Regions from separate parts of the Homo sapiens genome. Here region 2 is linked to region 1. Evidence: chromatin loops called from intact Hi-C (ENCODE). Cell type or tissue: PC-3. All regions are shown on one strand. Region 1 overlaps MAD1L1 (mitotic arrest deficient 1 like 1). Region 2 has its middle 6.5 kb from the start of EIF3B.

The links. A loop is a pair of places that touch in the nucleus more often than their neighbours do. Peaks named below come from ENCODE experiments on the same cell type or tissue, not always from the same donor. Only the 100,000 strongest peaks of a DNase experiment are listed, where the experiment ranks them.
Region 2: a loop joins it to region 1, with 5 times the contacts of the local background. A loop is called at or near these places in 15 of 110 quality-filtered maps.

The regions. Positions count from the first base shown.
Region 1 is chr7:2,224,283-2,226,782 of GRCh38, reverse strand. It overlaps MAD1L1 (mitotic arrest deficient 1 like 1), which reads left to right. Exons shown (of 19, transcript NM_001013836.2): 4 at 1,233-1,373. Among named protein-coding and RNA genes, the nearest start is that of MAD1L1, 7.4 kb to the left of the region's middle. In PC-3, no CTCF peak of the experiment used is centred here; DNase peaks (open chromatin) are centred at 1,192 and 1,652; H3K4me3 peaks cover 855 bases; H3K27ac peaks cover 2,362 bases.
Region 2 is chr7:2,347,114-2,349,613 of GRCh38, reverse strand. It overlaps a transcript of SNX8 not described here. Among named protein-coding and RNA genes, the nearest start is that of EIF3B, 6.5 kb to the left of the region's middle. In PC-3, a CTCF peak has its summit at 1,438; a DNase peak (open chromatin) is centred at 1,423.

The DNA.
Region 1 (2,500 bases):
CCTGGCCTCAAGTGATCCACCCGCCTTGGCCTCTCAAAGTACTGGGATTACAGGTGTGAGCCACCACACCCAACCTAAAGAGAAGATTCTGACTGAGTAGGTCTGGGGTGTAGTCTGCGACTCTGCATTTGTTAAGTGCCGGGAGATGCTGCACTGCAAGGCTCTGGGCCACGTGAAGAGTCAGTGACTCTGCCTTTTCCTCCAGCTGAGCAGGTCGTACCCAAAGGCCGGCTCTGGAACTATTTGGCAAGTCTTCTGGGGCTCTTTGAGGCTCAGCTAACCTGTAATCACTAGCCCTGTGTGGTAGGCAGACTTCTGAGAGGGCCCCCAGGAGCTCAGCTCACCTGTAATCACTAGTCCTGTGTGGCAGGCAGACTTCTGAGAGGGCCCCCAGAGGCTCAGCTCACCTGTAATCACTAACCCTGTGTGGTAGGCAGGCTTCTGAGAGGGCCCCCAGATTCCAGGCTCCTTGTGCACACTCACCTTCCTACTGCCTCCCAGGTTTCAGTCCAATACTGAGTAGGTTTCATTGCTGTGGGATTGTGCAGATGTAATTAAGGTCTAAGATCTGTTGACCTTGAGATAGGGAGATTACGTGGGTGGGCTTGATCCACTCCCTGGTGGGCTTGATGTACTCACCTGAGCCCTTTAAGTCTGAGTCCAGACGTCCGAGGCCGAGCAGTCAAGAGACATAGCAGGAGAGGGATTTGATGAGGGAGATTGGACGTGGTTGACTTTGGAGATGGAGAGGGCCGTGTGGCAAGGGATGTGGGCAGCACCTAGGAGTTGATGGCTGTACTGGGCTGGCAGCCAGTCGGGAAGGAGACCTCATTCTCCATCTCTGAGCTCCACGTGAGAACATGTCCTGGCCGACTGCATTGATTTTTAGTCTGGGAGACCCTGGTCAGAGAATGCAGCCACCTACGTCTGGACTTCCGACCCACGGAGCCGTTGGCTGGTAAATAAATGGGTGGCATTCGAGGCCGTTGCCTTCACTAATATGCTTAATGTCATCTCAAAAGACGTCTTCCTCTTCCCAGGCTTTTTCACCTTCCCGTTTCCTGCCCCTCCCCTGTTCCCCAGCCTGGAGCCCAGTGGCTGGGCCACATCAAGACTTAGCACGGGACCTGCGGGAATGGGTCCTCAGGGAGTGTGTCTGCTGCACTGAGTCACTCACCTGGTTTGATGCCGTCACTGAGGATTCTGTTTTTCTTTGGGTGCGACCTGCTCAGCTGGAGGAAAGAGCAGAGCAGATCCGTTCGAAGTCCCACCTCATCCAGGTGGAGCGGGAGAAAATGCAGATGGAGCTGAGTCACAAGAGGGCTCGAGTGGAGCTGGAGAGAGCAGCCAGCACCAGTGCCAGGAACTACGAGGTGGGTTCAGGCGGGGCGAGGGTCGGCCCAGACAGCCCCAGGAAGCAAGGGGGCTGTGCACGGTACCTGCCAGGTTATAAGAAATCACATCCTAGTCCCTGGGAGCAAGGGGGCTGTGCATGGTACCTGCCAGGTCTTAAGAAATCAGATCCCAGTCCCTGGGAGCAAGGGGGCTGTGCACGGTACCTGCCAGGCCGTAGGAAATGAGAACCCAGCTGGCTGGAAGCCTGACACGCCCTGTGTCATGGTTGCCAGGACATTCCTTCTGAGGCCACTCATGCTGTGGGGCAGGTATCAGTTATGCTTGATGTCCTAGAGGAGGGTGGCATGAAATGGGAACACTTGCTGTGTCTGTTCATTGAGGCTGCGGTGCTGGCACAGATTCTTTTGCTGGGTCTCCTGGTTTCCTCTTCCCTCTGGAAGAATTGGAATGCAGGTCTGGCAGAAATGCCAAGTGGTGTAGGAGTGACAGGCTTAGGAGGTCATGGGGTGGATCAGGGTCTCGGGTCCATGCTGGGTCTTGGGGTTGGAGGGCCCTAGCAAAGGGTGCCGGTCTCAATGGCGGCTCTGTGTTGCTCCTGGCTCCCCAGGGCAGCAGGGAAAACACCCTGTCCTTGGGGAGGGAATTAGGTTTCCACTGAGTGCGCGGATCCCCTCTGCTCTGATTAACAGCACTTTGCCAGGGTTTCAGTCAGTGCTGATCAGTTGTGGAAATGCTGCCAAGGTTCAGGCAGAGTATTGGGCGGAAAGTCTCCCTGGCCTCCGTGCCCTCTCTTGGCGGGTGGATGTCCAGCCCCGCCCTGACATCATGCGGTGTATTCACACACTCTCCTGGGCCCTAGAAAAATAGCTCACGTCTTCCGGGGTGTGATGCTGGTTGGATTGCTTGCCCCTGGCCTGCAGATCCTGACTGCGGTGTGCGTTGTGTGGGCTCAGTGAGACTGAGGCACCGCTGGGGTGGGGGCCACTGCCTCAGGGTTGGCTCCGTTGCTGCTTTGAGAGCTGTTTTCCCTGAGAGGTGGGGCGTTTGCTCATGGCCTGGGTGGGTCCTAGGAGGGACAGTACTGGAGGAATTGGTGGGAAGGGGAGGGAGAGTCCACAGGAGTCTCCCTAACTACTGAGATTCC
Region 2 (2,500 bases), 120 kb before region 1:
AATTAGTTGTGTGTGGGGGCGTGCTCCTGTAGTCCCAGCTTCTTGGGAGGCTGAGGCAGGAGAATCGCTTGAACATGGGGTGGGGGTAGAGATTGCAGTGAGCCGAGATCACACCACTGCACTCTAGCCTGAGTGACAGAGTGATAAACTGTCTCAAAAAAAAAAAAGTTAAATTAAAAATATAGGGGGTAGGGTGAAAAAAATAAACTAAAAATATAACAAATTTAAAAATATAACACTTAAAAAAGGAAAATAATTTGGGAGATAGTGGTGGTGATGGCTGCGTCAGTGTGAACATGCTTTATGCCAATATACCATATGCTTTAACGTGGTTAAGATGGTACATTTTATGTTATGTACACTTTACTATAATATTACGCATTTTTTTTACTTTTTTTTTTTTTGTTTTTGAGACGGAGCCTCACTCTGTCACCCAGGCTGGAGTGCAGTGGTGTGATCTCGGCTCACTGCAACCTCCACCTCCCAGGTTCAAGCAGTTCTCCTGCCTCAGCCTCCTGAGTAGCTGGTATTGCAGGTGTAAGCCACCTCACCAGGCTTTTTTACAATTTTTTTAAAGAAAAAAAAATTGAAAGTCATGATTTTTTGGTTGTAGTTCTCTTGCTAACTTGTGGGTAGCCTATTTTTTTTTTTTTTTTTTTTTTTGAGACAGAGTCTCACTGTGTTGCCCAGGCTGGAGTGCAGTGGCACAATCTCTGCTCACTGTAACTCCGCCTCCCGGGTTCAAATGATTCTTCTGCCTCAGCCTCCCCAGTAGCTGAGATTACAGGCGCACACCACTATGCCCGTCTAATTTTTTTTTTTTAATTTTTAGTGGAGATGGGGTTTTACCATGTTGGCCAGCTGGCCTTGAACTCCTGACCTCAGGTGATCCGCCCGCCTCTCAGAGTGCTGGAATTACAGGTGTGAGCCACCGCGCCTGGCCACTGGCTGGGTAACCCTGAAAAAGATACTGGGCCGGGCACGGTGGCTCACGCCTGTAATCCCAGCACTTTGGGAGGCTGAGGCGGGTGGATCACAAGGTCAGGAGATCAAGACCATCCTGGCTAACACGGTGAAACCCCATCTCTACTGAAAATACAAAAAAATTAGCCGGGCCTGGTGGCGGGCGCCTGTAGTCCCAGCTACTCGGGAGGCTGAGGCAGGAGAATGGCGTGAACCCGGAAGGCGGAGCTTGCAGTGAGCCGAGATCGCGCCACTGCACTCCAGCCTGGGCGACAGAGCGAGACTCTGTCTCAAAAAAAAAAAAAAAAAAAAGAAAGAAAGAAAAGAAAAAGATACTGTACTCGCCAGAGCCTCTGCCTTGTCCTTCCTGGGTGGAGCGTGCAGGCTAGAGGGGGAGCTAGGTAGCTTGGACCCATTTAGGTGTCAGGAACTGTGGACAGAATTCGAGTTGGCAGAAGAAACGATTCACCTACAGATGGCGATCTTAGCCCGCCCTTTTCAGTGTGTGAACTAGGCTTGCTTTTTTTACTTAGTTTCTTTTTTAAATTCCTTACATAGTAGGAAGCCGAAAAAGCAGCTTTCTCTCCAGCAAGTTTCTCAGTATCTCAGTAATTTCTCCAGGATGTTCTACATAAACCGGTCTATGTCCAATCTCGCAGGGCACTTGGAGACGCAAAGAGGCATCCATGGATTCAAAGGGTCCAGTGTGGGCCAGGCGTGGTGGCTCACGCCTGTAATCTCAACACTGGGAGGCCGAAGCGGGCAGATCACCTGAGGTCAGGAGTTCCAGACCAGCCTGGCTAATATGGCGAAACCCCATGTACTAAAAATACAAAACTTAGCTGGCTGTGGTGGCACACGCCTGTAATTCCAGCTACTTGGGAGGCTGACACAGGAGAATTGCTTCAACCTGGGAGGTGGAGGTTGCAGTGAGCCGAGATCACACCACTGCACTCCAGCCTGGGTGACAGAGCAAGACTCCATCTCAACAAAACAAAGCAAAAGAAAATAAAATGAGCAAAAAAAAAAAAAAAAAAGAATCCAGTGTGGCCCCAAATCATCTGAACTTCCCTGTCTCGTTTGACCATGCTGGTTTCCTCCTGGTTTTCCCTGCCGCCTACTGCCTTCAGCCAAAGGCTCTTTTTTTTTTCTTTTTTTTTTTTTTTTTTTGAGACAGCATCTTGCTCTGTCGCCCAAGCTGGAGTGCAGTGGTGCTATCTTGGCTCCCTGCAATCTCCACCTCCTAGGTTCAAGCGATTCTCCTGTCTCAGCCTCCTGAGGATTGAGGACTACAGGCGCCCACCACGAAGCCTGACTAATTTTTGTATTTTTATTAGAAACAGGTTTCGCCGTGTTAGCCAGGCTGGTCTCAAACTCCTGACCTCAGGTGATCCGTCAGCCTCGGCCTCCCAAAGTGCTGGGATTACAGGCGTGAGCCACTGCGCCCAGCCCAAAGGCTCTTATTATTATTGTTTTGTGGAGATGGTGGGGGCGGAGGGTGTCTAGCTATGTTGCCCCAGCTGGTCTTGAACTTCTG